Regions from separate parts of the Homo sapiens genome. Here region 2 is linked to region 1. Evidence: chromatin loops called from intact Hi-C (ENCODE). Cell type or tissue: OCI-LY7. All regions are shown on one strand. Each heading gives the region's core, and the rest is flanking DNA. Links, peaks and the distances in the headings are about the cores only.

What was found. A loop is a pair of places that touch in the nucleus more often than their neighbours do. Peaks named below come from ENCODE experiments on the same cell type or tissue, not always from the same donor. Only the 100,000 strongest peaks of a DNase experiment are listed, where the experiment ranks them.
Region 2: a loop joins it to region 1, with 8 times the contacts of the local background. A loop is called at or near these places in 3 of 110 quality-filtered maps.

Annotation. Positions count from the first base shown.
Region 1 is chr6:156,276,283-156,284,622 of GRCh38, reverse strand. The region is part of intron 2 of LOC101928923 (a long non-coding RNA gene); the gene reads left to right. Among named protein-coding and RNA genes, the nearest start is that of SNORD28B, 98 kb to the left of the region's middle. In OCI-LY7, for the core only: a CTCF peak has its summit at 1,351 (motif pointing left); DNase peaks (open chromatin) are centred at 1,342, 3,842, 4,302, 5,122 and 1 weaker place; H3K4me3 peaks cover 2,905 bases; H3K27ac peaks cover 5,559 bases.
Region 2 is chr6:156,182,117-156,190,456 of GRCh38, reverse strand. All of the region lies in intron 3 of LOC101928923 (a long non-coding RNA gene), which reads left to right. Among named protein-coding and RNA genes, the nearest start is that of SNORD28B, 190 kb to the left of the region's middle. In OCI-LY7, for the core only: no CTCF peak of the experiment used is centred there; a DNase peak (open chromatin) is centred at 5,146; H3K4me3 peaks cover 360 bases; H3K27ac peaks cover 1,569 bases.

The DNA of each region.
Region 1 (8,340 bases), core at 122-8,121:
ATACCAAATTACCTGGTTTGCAACGCTACAAGTAACTTCCGGCCCTTGCCTCTTCAAGCCTGTTCTGTTGATCATTCTTAATTGTTAACAGCATTTCGTTCAAAACTCTTTGTATTTTCTCTGGTGCTTTTCCTCTCCTGCACATTCCTGTGAATGGTGTATTCTTTGTAAATACAGTCTGTGGAGAACATCCCTTCCTAGGCAAATTGGCAGCTCAGGGAATAGTTGGGTGCTTACAATGTCATTGAAAGTCGCACAAATCAATTGGCAAAAATTATTTTCTGTGATTATCTTGTTTTTGCAGTTACATTTTTAATTTTGACAGTTTAAGTGTGTTTAGGGTTCACGATAGTTAAAGGCCACGCAGAATGTGGGGCAGGTCACTGCTGAGATTCCTACTGCTTGGCTAATAAGGTTTTCTTTGGACTTTTGGTGTCATTTAATCTCATTAACATTGAAGAGAGATACTTTAGAACAAAACAATTGAACAAATATTTATTGGGTGCCTGTGATGTGCAAGGTATATAAAGGGTAGAGTGAGGCATAAAAATTAGGAGCCCTTGCTTTCAAGATCCTCACTAATTAACAAAAACTAGGTAGTAATAAAATAAGGATACAGACCACATAGAAAATGTACCATAAAGTGGGACATGATTAATTGACAACAGATTATACAGGTGAAGAGTACTCGATTTTGGAGAGAGAACTGCAGGCTGTATTAGGATCCTTTCATTCATGACATCTGAGTTGGTCTCAAAGATGTTGATTAAACAGAAAACGGGCCTTCCAGAATGGTGAAATAATGTGCGTAAATACAGAATAGGAGAAAGCAAAAGGTATATTTAGGAGCCATTAAATACAATTTGGTTGAAAGGGAGACTTTGAGCAGGAGAATAGTGGAAAAAGTTTGGAGACCAGTTCTCAATTAATATCAAGTGGATTCATTTTCTATTGCTGTGGAACAAAGTACCACAAATTTAACAGCCGAAAACAATACCCATTTATCATCTCATAGGTCTGTAGATCAAAAATCTGGGTAGACACAACTGGGTCCCCTGTTTAGGGTCTCACAGGACCAAAATCAAGGGGTTTGGAATTAACCTGGAGGTTCTGGAAAAAAATTCCCTTCTAAGCTCATCCAGATTGTTGTCAGAATTCAGGTCCTTTTGATTGTAGAATTGAAGTCTTTATTTTCTTGCCTGCTGTTGGCCAAGGGACACTCTCAGCTCCCAGTGCACACACTGAAGTCCTTATGCATGGTTCTCTTATCTCCGCAACAGAGGACTTCATTCATGTTGAATCCCATGTAACTCTTTGAATCTCTGCCTTCCTCTTCTGCCACCAGCTGGTGAAAACTCTCTGCTTGTAAAGTTCTCATATGATTAGCTGAGGCTCTCTCAGATAACCTTTCCTTTGATTAATTCAAGGTCAGCTGATTAGTGACCTTAATTACATTTACACAATGTCTTTTGCCATGCAATAGAACATAATCATGGGCAAAAGGGACACAAAGAGACAAAAATTATGGGAGTCAGCTGAGTACTCTGCCTACCAAACCAAGCCTATCAAATGATGCCACCACGTCCTTTCACGTTGCCTAAGAGCTCAAACCTCAGGAAGTGTGTGTACGATAAAGTAACTAGTTTAAATAGTGGTAGAAATGTGGTAGAATTTGGCACTTTTATTAACTCTTTTATTTTCAACCAAATATCCTTTTCATAGAGAAAAAACAATGAACCTTTAAGGGAAGTTCTTAGATATTCTTCTATTCATCTTTCAAGGTTATAAGCATGTGAAAGGCTTTCTTATGCCTCTAAAGACTTTGGCAGTGTTACTGACTTGACCTAGAGGAGAGGACAAACTTGAAAGAGTAAGAAAAATTCCCCTGAGGGTGTGTATACTATTCATAAATCCTTTTTTCTTTCCCTGGCCCAAATATCCTTATATTTACTACATTTTTTAAAGAGTCATGTCATTCCACAAAAAGTACAAAATCCTATTTCAAGGCATAGACAGTAGTAGAGTTGGTGTTGGAATTTAGTTAAGAAAAAAATAACTCTAAATGTTTATAACTAAAATTTACCATGCTAATGGTATTCTCCAGTCCAACATGCTTGCAACATGTTGAATCATTCAGGGAAGAAATAGCGTTTATTTCTATCTCTCTCACTGAGCCATTGCATCCAATCTGAAATTTGACAGTTATCTGAGTGGGCAGCAGAAAAAGGGAAGGCTGAGTGTATAATGCAGAAAATAGTGTCTTGTACAGTATCATCAGAATGAGTTGCTGATGCAGTGTAGCCAGTTACATGCAAACAGGTTAAATACTGCCAGTCAGCACATTCCTAGCACCCCTAGCAGCTTTGGGCAGAGCAGGGAGCAAGATGTTGCTGAGTGTTTGAAAATGTTTCTTCTTCTTAGACTATGAAAGAAGCTCTGTCCCTTCACTGGATGCTTGACTTCATTTAGGAAGAGTGTTAAGACCTTTCTCATAATCTATGAATCCTATGCTAATGGATGAATGCAAATATTGTTATCACCTTCCATTGACAGAGGACTACATTGTTACAATGGAGAAAAGTGTTAATCCTTTTGTAATTAATGCATTATTGAGGTCAGCACATGTCAAGGATGTAGTTGGATTTTGGTAAATTAACTTTGAAGTCCTTTTCTTAATTCTCATTTTTCCTTTATCTTAAAAAGTAACCATTGCATATAACTTTGTACTTTTTCTTTTACCAATGATATAAGACTTAGTTTTTATGTTGAAATGAAACCAAACCAGACAAAAGGTGAATAGGAAGGGCACATGGCTCTTACTATCCTACTCTCTTAACTCAACACAAAGGAAAATTCAGCATAGAGAAATTACTTTGACCTTGTAGTAAAGAATAACCATTGGTTAAATGACTTCTAGGTTTCATTCCTGGAAAGTAACTAGTTCTTATTAAATTGTATCTATTATGATTACTATTAATATCATTTTGACATACATATATAAGAAGATGGCCAGACATTTCACGTACTGAAGCAGAAGTGCGAACAATCACTATGTCTTAAGTTCAGCAGGGCTAGAGTGATGGGATGGAGTGTTCAGGAGTGATTTCCTGAAAGAGGTGGGTTTCAGTCAGTGCTTTCCTGAGTGGTTTCTTAAAAAAAAAAAAAGCCCCTAGTTTGTTATGATTCACACGGTCCTGGGGTCAAATATGTTTAGCTACCACAAGCCAGAAAGATTCAAAAGGTTTCTTCACTGTGTGACTTCTCAGAGCCTTCTGTGACAATTACATAATAACTCTCCAAAAGGAAGAGTCCATATGTGGTGATTCCAAAGCATATTTGATCTTTTTTTGTTCGTCCATGGAGCTCCCATGGCTGGAGTGGTGGAGCAAACTCTGGGAAAAGTGAGGTAAGATCCTGCCTTGAAGGATGGGTGGGAGGCCTCATGTAGTCGATGGAAATGGGGCAAGAGTTGTGTATTATAAGCAGAGGCTTTGGAAGGAGCAAACGCAGAAGTGTGGTGAGCCATGGGAGACCAGCTAAAGGGGTGGTCTGGGGACAAACTGGGAGGAAAGGATGATTTTGAAGAAACAGGAAATGAATGGAGGTGGTTGGATTTTTTGTAGTTGTTGTCTTGACAGCATTTTTTAAAAGACAGATTAATCTGTCAACATGGTCCAGAGTGGTCTGGATAGGCAGAGCCTGTAGGCAGGAAAACTCATCAGGAGTCTTTTGTGTTTGTCCAAGCATGGTGTTACCAGGTCCTCCCCAACCTTGTTTCTCTATTACGATCTCTCAGCCGATGATTGTGTGGTCCCTGCTGTGCTTGGGCTCCATGTTGTCAAGTGTGCAGCGTCATCCCGAGGACCCGGCATTTGTACCAGGTCTCCAAGGCAACACCTTTCTTAACGTCTGGATGTGCCTCATAACACTTCTGTTTGTCTGTCTTTGGCTCTACATTGTTTCTTTTTATTTTATTTTATTTATTTTTTTAATTTTACTTTAAGTTCCGGGATACATGTGCAGAGTGTTCAGGTTTGTTACATAACTATACATGTGCCATAGTGGTTTGCTGTACCTATCAAGCCATCATCTAGGTTTTAAGCCCCGCATACATTAGATATTTGTCCTAATGCTCTCCCTCCCCTTACCCTCCACACTGTTTCTTAAAAGAACATGTTATTATAACCTGGAGACATTCACTGTTAAGTGCAGCTTCCTTCATGGTTGGCTGATCTAAAACCTGCACAGACCCCAGCCCTTTATGGTGCGTTTCATGTTTGCATGTCTGTCATCTGAAATGCCTCGTAGACTATGTTGGCAACTAGCCAAGCTGAGCATTAAAAAGGGGATGGCCTACCAGCCATCATAGCCTTTCCCCTTTGAGTTATCGAGGAAACAAAACCAGAGTTGTTTCAGTATGAACGACAGTTAAAAAGATAACTAAGGAAAGTGCTGGTCAATCACAGTTTACAGTTGGTGCAGAGCCCAGCTTGGAAGGACTCAAGGACAGAGTCCTGATCTCCATGGGAGGAACAATTGTGCTTTTGTGGAATCTTCTCTCTGTTCTTGATGCTTCTTTCTTCTCTGCATTCTTATATTATGGGGATTAGGAAGTCCAGCCTGGTGAATAATGCTGTATAATCTCCCTGTCTTCTCCCTTACCTCTTAATTCATTTTGACCTTGACTTGGAAGATATCCTTCTACCATGCAGGAATTGTCAGCCACAGTTTTACACTCTTTGATCACTTCGCTATTTGGAGTGTGAGTTGTTTTTTAAAAAATATACAAAGAATAACTTCTTTATGTTTTTTTGTTTTCCTTTTTTTTTTTTTTTTTGCTTAACATGTGAGAGGTGAAATAAAGGAGCTCCTGATAAGTATAGAGATTAGGAAACAAGACAAAACAAAGCAACAACAAAGTCTACACACCTCATAGCCAACAGCTGCCCAATTAATGTCATGTGCATTTACAGCAGAAGTGGTCAGTGACAGCACAGTGGAAGGCAGTTCAGGTCACAAATGCAGAACAGGAAATATATTTTCATCTTGTTATTTATGACCCAGCCTTAAAGGAAAACAGATGGTACTACTTTCAGAGCTGTTTTGCTCTTGTTTCAAATGGCTAATTCAAATCAAACACAGATTCTATTCTTAGTCAAGGCAGCTGCTGCATTGTCTGAGCTGGGCTGTTTTTTTACCAACAACACCCCTTCCTCTGACAGAATGGCCAGAGAAGACCACAGCAACATCACTGTCACTATCACCCAGTAGTCCTAAGAGAACCGCATTTGTCGGCAGCAGCACAAAGCCTATTGCTGGCTGACACCATTTAGGATAAACTGTGGTTGGATTTTGAGTAGAATCTGGAACCACCACTCCCTTCCCTCTTGCATTTGATTATTTCCCTTTGAAAGCAATGATTTATTCCAATTTTAGAGTACAGTGACCTTTCAGGGACCCTTAGGGTGGCGAAGATTGCAAAGATGGGAAGAGAAGTCAAAAGGGGCTAAGAGAGGAAATGGAATGTGAGAGATGTTCTCATAACACAGAGAAGACAGCAGACACTACTTAGGTTCTCTCTCCCAGGATAGCCATATTGTCCTGCTGATTTTCTTTAGTCAAAGGCTCTATTTATGAGACTCACTAATAAGACTTTAAAGAGTAACTTCTTGCATTTTTAAAAATCAATATTTGAAAACAAAGTAATATATGTTCATAATTCAACAACAACAACACTTTCCATCTATTCATTTCTCCACTCTACGTGGAGTCCCTGGGTTTAGCCCTCCCACTGGACACCCACTCCCTACCCTTCTATGCCCAGAAGCAATCACTTCAAATTTTTCTAGCTGTTAACTTCAGGTGGTGACCTCCATATTTCTAAGAAATGTGCTTATAGTGTTGAGTATTTAGTTTGAGTCAATATCTCTTACATTTCTTTAATGGTAGTTGAGGATTTAGCTTGTCTACAACTCTTCCCGTGACTAACTCATTCATTCAATTGAATTATATTTTCAGTTAATTATCTGACAGTTTTTATGTTTTTATGAGTAGGTAAATTATTTTTATTGTCAAGCCATGTCATGTATTATTAGATTTCATTTCTTGTACAACTTTTTGTTTTTCCTGAAGTTAATAATTATACAATTTTTTATTTGCTTATTTTTATGTATGTCTTTAAACTTTTTTTGAGATCAAAACTTGTCAAATGCTTTGTAAAGTCTTTCAAATAATCAAACACATCTAAGTATCTGTTTGCACTCTCCCTCCCTCTTTTCACTCTTCTTTCTCCTGAAAGCCTCCTAACCCTTGTTTCTCTTTCCACCTACTCTGATCTGTTTGTTGGCTAAGTCTTTTGAATAAGGCTTACTCTAGAACTTTCCATTACTTTTCCTGTGTTGGCTCACTTTCTAAGATTCCATGTCCTGTGATAGGATCTTAAACACAAATATGAGGGAATTCAAGTTTTTGATCCCTTTTATTCCTGAAACTCATGTTTATTTACCCTCACATTATACAAACATAGTTCAATATGGTAGAGAAAATGAGAAACAAAGTGTATTAGTCCATTTTCATGCTGCTGATAGAGACATACCTGAGACTGGGAAGAAAAAGAGGTTTAATGGACTTACAGTTCCACATGCTGGGGAGGCCTCACAATCATGGCGGAAAGCAAGGAGGAGCAAGTCACATCTTACATGGATGGCAGCAGGCAAAGAGAAAGCTTGTGCAGGGAAACTCCTGTTTTTAAAACCATCAGATTTCAGGAGACTCATTCACTATCATGAGAACAGCACAGGGAAGAACCACCCCCATAATTCAATCACCTCCCACCAGATCCCTCCCACAACATGCGGGAATTGTGGGAGCTACAATTCAAGATGAGATTTGAGTGGGGACACAGATGAATGATATCACCAAGATTGGTGAACTTTGAGACACATTCTACCAATGGAAACTCTTCAAAATGAAATATATGCCTAAATGTAGAACTCAAAACTGTAACAATTCTGGAGGAAAACAGGTGGAAATCTTTGTGATCTTGAGTTAGTCAAAGATTTCTTTGATATATCACTAAAGCTTGATCCATTAAAAATTGATTCATAAACTAAACTTCATCAAAATAAAAAAATTGGCTCTTATATAAGAGTATGAAAAGAGAATCCAAAGACTGGGAGCAAATATTTGCAAAACACATACCTGATAAAGAACCTCTAAGCAGACTACATAAAGAATTCTAAAACCTCAACAGTAAGAAAATAACTCATTTAAACAATTGGCTGAAGATAGGAACAATTTTTCAAACAAGATATGCAGATGACAAATAAGCACATGGAAAAGATGTTCAACATCAATTAGCCAGTAGAGAAATGCAAAGAAAAGCCACAGTAAGCCACAGTGAGGTACTGCTTCGTACCTGTTAGAATGAAAAATTAAATGGACTGACTACATCAAGTATTACCAAAGATGTAGAGGAACTGGAGATCTCATATACTGCTAGGTGGAAAGTAAGATGTTACAATCTCTTTGGAAAGCAGTGTGGTAGTTTTTAAAAAAATTAAACTTGGACCTATTATATGGTCCAACCGTTCCACTACTAAGTATTTACCCAAGAGGAAAGAAAACTTATATCTATACAAAGGCACATCCATGAATGTTCTTAGCAGTCTTGTTAAATAATAGCCAAATCCTAGAAACAGCACAAATGTCTATCAACAGATAATCAAACTATGGTATATCCATACAACATAATGCCACTCAAAGGTAGAAAGGAACAAAATATTGCTACACCTAATAGAATGAATGAAACTCAAAATAAATAGCCTGAATGAAAGAAGGCAGACAAAAGCGATTACATACTGAAGAGTCCACTTATATAAAATTCTAGATAATAGAGACTAATCCATTGTGACAGGAAGCTAATCAGTGGTTGCCTGGGGTGGGGTAGGGGTGCTAGAAGAAGGGATTATAAAGGATTCACTCTCTTAATGTGGTGATGATTTTCAAAGCTTATCAAATTGTACATTTTAAATATGTGCAGTGTTTATATCAATTATACCTCAATAACATTTTTTAAATGAAAAAAGCATGTGGATACATCTGAAATTATGCATGTTTAATAATTACAAGAATGCTTTCAGATCACTGTTATCTATGCATCCATCAGTATCGATTCGGCCAAGTCCTGTTCCAGGTGAGCAAAACAGTCCTTAATTTCACTGGTTCTTAGTCTACTGGGAGAGAGGGATAATTGTATATATAAAATAATAATAACATGCAACACTTACTGAATCCTATGGGCTAGGCATTTGTAACAATGTATCTTCTATGCATAACTCA
Region 2 (8,340 bases), core at 273-8,272, 94 kb after region 1:
TCACCCTCACCTGCCTGTGTTGTTGCATGTCACAGAGAGAGGGATGCGAGGTGGGCTCCTGCTGCTCACTGCTTTTCCTGCGTGTTTCTCAGCCTGACAAAGATCAGGTTCCCAATGGGGATGGAGATGGGGGCCAGGAGTTTGCTGAACATTTATTTCATTATTTGAATGTCCATGGGCAATACATGGACGAATATATTGTCTACGTAAATACATTCACCCACATGCCTTAGGAAGAAACGTTAATCATAGACTGGTGGCTTTTCTCTCTTAGAGATTTGAATCTCTTCTTCACATAGTAGGACACAGAATATCAAGGAACTCATAAAGCTCTTGAAATGGATATTTACACTTATTTAAGAGTCTTAACAGATTTAATCCAAATAGAGTTAAAAAAAAAAAAAAAGACTTGCCTGAGACTGCAACTATAAATGCCAAGTTTCAATCCAGACAAAATTTTTTATAGCTGGGCTGGCAGGTCTTTACAGACATCTTGTCAAAACAGAAACCATCAAGAACAAGCCAAAACAAAATCCTACCTGCCTTACTGCCTGTGCCTCTGGGTGTAGAAATGAAGAGAAATAGCAATATTGCACAATTAGAAAATAGAGCTCCTGGGCAGGGTTGGTGTATCTTCCTGACTCTCCTTCTTTCCTTCCTTCCATCTGGGAAGACAGGCTTTAGTAAGGCTACAGAAAGAGTAGTCATTTTGTGGACATAAAATACTGGATCAAGGTTTTTAAGGAGAGGTGATTCATATTAAGAAAAAAAAAATTTATCCTGTGAAATCTTCACTCTGGACCATCTTAATGATATGAATCATTGTTTAGCATCCTTCTGTGGGGAGGGTGAAGTAGAATCACAGAGTATTTGGTGGGGATTCGTGCTGAGTAGAGAGAGAGAGATTAGAGATCAAAGGGAATCCCATCATACCAATCTCAGGTAGACTCATCTCTGATGGAGAGTAAAGGACTGGTTTGCTCTTTATGCTAGACCTTGCTTGTTTGTTGATGTACTCACAAAACAAATCACTGTGTGGAGACTGTCTTGGTGGAAGACCAAAGGCGTAATTTACATGACAACAGACTCCTCCTCCATTTACTCCACAAGTCAGGAAGCCTTGGTCTCTGGACTGTAACAGCTGTTTTTTTGAGAGAGAAAGAGCAGACTAAAATAAGTGTCCATCAAAAGAATTTGTTTTGGGGTGTGGAAAGCAAAAAACAAAACAAAACAAAAAATACTTCCTAAGTTTTGATAGACTTGTTTGGGAGGTACATTTACCATTAAAATTTTTCTTAAATCCTTTCTAGACTAAAGCATAAAATAGAAGCTTAAAATTCTTAATAGTATTCCTCAGTTTCTCTCACAGTATCTCCTCCAAACAAATGAAAAAAACACATAGAAAATAGAGTGGTATGGAAAGGTATTTTAGTTACCGAGGGTACACCATGGAGGGTCGGGGTCAGAGTTCCCTGACTCAACCTGCTCTGTCACCTTCAAAGAATCATCTCTCTCTCAATGGAAACAGCACAACTCTTTGTTCTGGTTGCACTTTTTTGGTGTGGAGTCCTTTGGGAAAAGAATTTCCCCTCCTCATGATGCCTGCTGCTGCCCACCTCTCACCCACCTTCTTCCCCTCTCCTGGCTGGTGTCTGTCCACCAGTCTAGACATAGCAGTGATAGGTGCCTCAAGCCTGCAGATTTCTACCCAAATACGAAATTGACTTGAGAAATCTCCTCTTCCTTTCTCCTCCTGCTAAATGCCTGGTGTCTAATATCTGATTCCCTCCTCTTGATTTGTCACCCCCAGTACTCATGTGAAAACCTCACTTGTGTGATGAGAACAAACCTTCCTATCTGGTGTTTTCTCCTCCTGATAGATTCCCTCTCAACTTAGCTGTTTCCCTATATCCCCGGAGCCTTTGGGGGACATGGATTATCAAAACTATAACCCTCCTCATGCACTTAGAAAGAAAAAACACAGTAGCTACAAACAAACCAGGGAGACCTGGGAATTAAAAACAAATCGACTGACAAGTGGCAGTTCTGTTGGGATAAAAAAAAAAGTGGAAAAAAAGTTTCACTCTTTTAATTCAACAAGCCCAGCTGTGGTTATTTTGAAAGTCACTGACCGCTCTGACTGCAAAAGCAGTGTAGACCAAACTAAATTATTATTCCCTTCCTGTTGAGTTTTTTTTTTTTGTTGAAGTTTCTAGAACTCAACTCTGATGGTAAAACAGCAACTACAAATAACATTCTTTCCTCTTTAGTAAGGTGGTAGCATTCATTATGAGATGACTTTTTTTTTTTCCTAAAGAAACTCTAGCACCTTCATCCTCCAGGAGCAAATGTTAGCATAGCTGAGATGGGGAAATTTCTGAGGGAAGACTCTGAATTTTTTTTCTCTTTGGAATTTCTGTTAATGATAGGGCCAAACACAGTGCTAGCTCAGACCTTATAGAGCTAAATGGGCTCTATCCCAGTTGCTTTTTAATTCCCTTTTGAATACAGGCTGTGAGAAGAATTTATGTCCTATAATGATTCATATATAAGATATAAAAGCAGCCTTTCATTTTTGTTTCGACTCCCTCCCAAATCCACTATCTACAGTTCTACCACAGGAATCTTTTAAATCACAAATCAGGCTACTGTCCTTCCCCTATTTATAACCTTCAAAGACTTCCCATCATCTATAGCAAAGATGGCAAGGACATTTCATCTTGCATTCTGATGGACTGAAATTGACTTCCTAGAGTGCCATGCTAAAAGGACTTGGGGAGGCATCTGAGTTCTGTGGGAATGCTGTGATCAGTTAGCCATGTCTGCCATGGACACGGAAAGGGGGAGTGGTGACAGGTATGTCATGCTTAGAGCACGTGATGGAATCTTTGCCGAGCCATACATGTCCCTTAGTTTCTTACGAGGGTATATTTGTCTCTAGGCTTTTGCACTGAACTGTTCCTCTACCTGACTCATTCTCTTTCCAACTTATTTCTTCAGTTTGGTTTTATTTGAATTTCAAGATTGAGTGAAGATTCATCTCCCTAGAGATTTTTTTTTCCTGCTCTTTGACTGTAGACCAGGTACTATGCTTATGTGCTACCATTGCAGACTGTTGTTGCATCCATCATTGTACTTAACCCACTGTATTATAATTACCTATGCAGGTACCTGCTTCCTCTATGAAACTATAATGTCTCTGAGGGCAGAAGTATATTTAATTTTCTCATTAATTACCTAGCATAGTGCCCAAGGTCTTAGCTAGCGTGTAATAATTTTTTACTGAAAAAAAAGTGGATAAGTGAATGAAAAACAGCGTATTTCCTACAGGTGTGAAAAATAAAATAGAACTTACTGGTCTGTGCATTTTGTAATAATTGTGTAAGCAAATGTTAAATAATTATTAAAAAACAACAAAGAATACTGTTGGATAATTTTAGTAATTTTTTTCATTTGTTGCCATGCATTCATTTCATACCGCAGGGGAAAGAAAAATATATTTCCTCACCCATCACTAGGTTCATAGCTGAAGACTCTACAACAAAAGACAGATTAACAAGAGAAAACATGTGCATTAATTTAATAAGTTTTATGTGCCAGGGGAGCCTCTATAAGAAAATGAAGGTCCAAAGAAACAGGTAAACTGTGTATTTTTATGCTTAGTTTTGAAGAGTGGACAGTCATGAAGAAATGTGATTGGAAGACGAAAGGATATGATGTAGTGGAAATAAACTGGATGAAACTTAGGCCTGTTTGTTCAGATTTCTCTGTGCCTCCGTGTCTTCAGAGATAAGGATGTTCCTTTCCTCCAGGTGTGGGGAGGGCACCTCTTGAATGAGTGTTTTATGGCCTGCTTAAGGGGAGAAGGGCAAGGAGGTGAGTGTGACCTTCATTCTACTGTTTCCACAAATGCCAATGTGCCATATTTAGGGGTATCGTGTCCTGAAACCTGTTAGTACATTGATTTAGGGTTAAATTCATGGTTGTTTTTTCACAACATTCCTAGATTGTTTTGGTGAAAGCCTGCTATTTTTCATGCATTTTACTGTTTCTCAAAATGACATTCAAATCTTTTTTTTTTTTTTTTTTTTTTTTTTGAGACGGAGTCTCGCTCTGTCGCCCAGGCTGGAGTGCAGTGGCGGGATCTCAGCTCACTGCAAGCTCCGCCTCCCGGGTTCACGCCATTCTCCTGCCTCAGCCTCCCAAGTAGCTGGGACTACAGGCGCCCGCCACTACGCCCGGCTAATTTTTTGTATTTTTAGTAGAGACGGGGTTTCACCGTTTTAGCGGGGATGGTCTCGATCTCCTGACCTCGTGATCCGCCCGCCTCGGCCTCCCAAAGTGCTGGGATTACAGGCGTGAGCCACCGCGCCCGGCCTCAAATCTTTATCTACATATATATATATACATACACACACACACACACACACACACACACACACATATATGTATAAACAAAAATATAGTTTGTTTACCACATGTCCTTAGATATGTAGTAAGTGGAATAAAATCTGAATTTTCAGAGCTCTCTACTATATTTATTCACTCATCAAATATTTACTGAGCATCTACTATGTTCAATGTGCAGGGAATACAGTGGCAAAAATAAACAGTATACACAGCCTGGTACAGCTGAAAGCCTGACTTGCTCCATCTCGGAATTTTCCCTGTTTGGGTGGGTTGACTAGCTCCCAGTTACTTTGGACCCATCCTATTCAGAAAGAGACTCCAGGCTGGATGTGGTGGCTCACGCCTGTAATCCCAAACTTTGGGAGGCTGAGGTGGGCAGATCACCTGAGATCAGAAGTTCAAGACCAGCCTGGCCAACATAGTGAAACCCCATCTCTACTAGAAATACAAAATTAGCCAGGCGTGGTGGCGTGCACCTATAATCCCAGCTACTTGAGAGGCTGAGGCAGGAGAATAACTTGAAACTGCATGGTGGGGAGTTTGCAGTGAGCTGAGATCACGCCACTGCACTCCAGCCTAGGAGACAAGAGTGAAACTCTGTCTCAAAAAAAAAAAAAAAAAAAAGTCCAAACAAGATTTCACCCTGAGAGTGAAAGCTCCCTTCTACTTCAGAGCTGAAGCAAGCAGAGGGTGCTGGGTATGTAGGAGCATCTGTGGCTGCAATCAGTTAAAATGGGTGTTTGAGGGTTCTGGACGACTACACACCTTGTTGAGATGCACCTGCTCTGGCAGTAACATTAGCAATTATTTAGACCCGTTCTGCTTTTCACTTATAGCTTCTAAATGGCTTCAGAGGAAACCACTCCCACATTTCAGGAGACAGAAATTGATCCCTTGATCTGGGCCAGGAAGAAAGAAAGAGAAAGAGAAGGTTAGAAGTGCCCCAAATTAAGCTAAATCAAATTCTTTAAATGTTAAATTAAATCACCAAGAAAATGAGTTCCAAAGGAAAAGGAAAGGCATAAACTTTTATTTCCTTAAAAAGATAGTCCCTTGCTTAACAACTGAATAGTTTTCACTGTTTTCCTCATCTGAAAGGCATTTGAGCAGTTTTAAAATTGTAATGACTTAATAAAGGAGATGCCTCAGATTGGAGAGAGGTTTCATCTTCAGAACTTCTCTTGCCCCAATTTTGTCTTATCCAGAGTACTTAATCTAAGAGTAGGGGGGTAAATCCTCAACTATAGTTATTTTGTGACAATAATTTCAGTATTTGCATTTTTACCATTCGTCTTCTAAATAACTTTTTGAACAAGGTTCTTATGCTCTTTTTAGGGATGAAGAAATGAGGGATTGGAAGGTTGTGCTATTTGCCCAAGTGGCCCAACCTGAGGAATGGGGTGCTTGCCAGGACTTTAAGCCCTGGGTGCATCCTAGGACCCTGCTGCCCTACAAGGCATGCCCTGGGTCAGCTCCCAGGACCCACTCTGCCCCATGTCCTTCTCTCCCAGGAATTTTACTGGGGACCAAGAAGGTGATAGAAGTTGTGAAAAGCATAACCTAAGAATGATAGAGCCGTGTTCCGGTTAAGAGCAAGCAAAGGAAAATTAGGAGGGCAGTAGGAGAAGAAGATAGAAAGACAGGTTGGGTCTAAAATTTTAAAGTGCCCCAAATGCTAGGCAAAGGAGATTTCCTTACTTCATTAGGCGAGAAGGAGCCATTAAGGGTTTTTGGACAAGATGAAATAACAGGAAAATTAATGTAGTGTGTAATGGATTAGATAAAATAACAGATTTAGAGTCAGGGAGAAGAGCTAGGACAGAAGATGCAATCATCCAAGCAAGAAGTCCTACTTAGTGTGAACTTGGAAAAGAGTGCAGTAAACAAGGCTGTGATTTAATATTAGAGACACACATTTTTACTAATCACATCTAAATTCTAGCAATGTGTAAAAGACTAGAGGTAGGAAACAAACACAGAGTTATTTAAAAAGCTTGCAGTAGGATGGTAGGAAATCACCATGGGAGCAATATGTGGAAGTCCTGTAGGTGTTATAGAAAGACTAGGAGAGATGAGAAGGAGGACATTTGGGAGGTGCATTGTAACTGAACATGGCTTCCCAAGTAACATTTCAGCCAGGGATAACAAAGGCACAGTCGTCAGGATCTGAGGATGGATGAGTCAGACTTTGGTAGAGAAAAAAAGCAAAGAACACTGGTGGTGTTCAGCACACATGGCTAAGGAAGGTGATGTGCAAATAACAACTAAATGGCGGGAGAACTCTTTAGGGGAAGATGTGTTTGCTTTGCGGAAGAATCCCATTTTAAAGTTCCACCTAGTCATCTTGGTAGATATGTCTAGTTGCCTGTTAGACACATAAAATTAGGGTTTTAGGAAGAGTCCAGAGCTGACACTATTGATCCAGGACCCATTCTCTCAGAGGTGACTATGGGAGCCATGGCCATCACCATGGCTACAGAAGCAATGATTGGATTACTGTGTTAGTTTGTATAATAGGATTGACCAAGGAAGAGTCAATCTTGTAAACTTGAGGCAGTGGAAATTTGAATCAGGTGAATTTTTTAAAATTGAAGAGGATTCACAACTTAGCTTATAAAAAATAGGACTCTACACACCGCTTTACTTTGTCTATGAAGCTCCATGACAGAGCATATGGCTGAGAAACCATATAGAATGCTCTAGAATAAAAACTAGAAAAAGAAAAAAAAAAGATCTGCGTAGAGCTTTTAAACCAAATTATAAGAAAAGAGAAGTTTGGAAATTGTAAGCTAAAGTCCGATCAGGTGGCACACGTTATTGTTCAGGGGTTATACCAAAAGTCATGGTCAGAAATGGAAAAGGGTTAGTCCAGAAAGGCCCATTTCTGGCAGAGGAGAAGGACTTGTGTAGTGAGATGTACTTTTCATGGGCGTGTTAGACTCTGCTTCCTTGAGAGTTTCAGGAGTATTATTTCCACTACGTAGGAGACAGCATTGTATTTTTGCCTTCATTTCAAACAAAGCTCACCTTTGGTTTGTAGGTGAGCTCCTGCCTGCTGGAGAACCCTACCCAAGTCTGGATTTTATTTGTCTGTTACTTAATCAATTTACTTATTCACTCCATTCACACCTCCTTCCTTCCTCCATTTATCCAATGTTCATTGAGCTCCCACAAAGAACTACACACTGTTCCAGGCACCCTGGGGGTACAAATCTGAAAATATTTGTCTTGCTCACAATTTGCTGTGGGAGACAAATGTGACTACCTCTGATCACTATACAAACAATGGAATAAATGCTTTGTAGGAGGAGTACACGTCCAATCCCATGGGCCCACTAGGACAGTGTATTTGAAGAAGCTTTAATATAAGAGGTAACATTTTAACTCTGGCTAAAAGGGTAAGTAGGAGTTTGTTAAATTGAGCAGTCAGGTTTAGCCTAGGGTAAAGCCCTCCAGCTACAGGAAACAGCACATGCAATGAATATGGATGTTTGAAAGGATGTCTATTCAGGAAATGCTGGGTGGGGATCATAGCAGAGTTGTCAGGAGATAAGGCTGAAAAATCAAGCAAGGGTCAAATAAGGCAGGGTCTGTTCTATCATGTGGAATTTAGTCTTCTTTTTATTTAAACTTGAACCCGTTGAAAAGAGATGTTGCTAATTCTACTATACTAATTCTAATGGTTCCCACTGATTATTAATTGACAAAAATTAACAGCCAGTAATCTTTGAGTCAATTTTTATCTTTGGCACTTATAAACCCCCATTGCAATTTGCCATGGAAAATAACTTTAAAAGCAACCACCCTGCTACTCGTTAGCGCATTACTGTTGGAATTGATTTGAGTCTAGAGTAGTACCAGAAAATGGCACAAAGTGAATCTGGTCTCTGAGCTTCATCTCACCAAGGATAATATATGTTTAAACCTTCC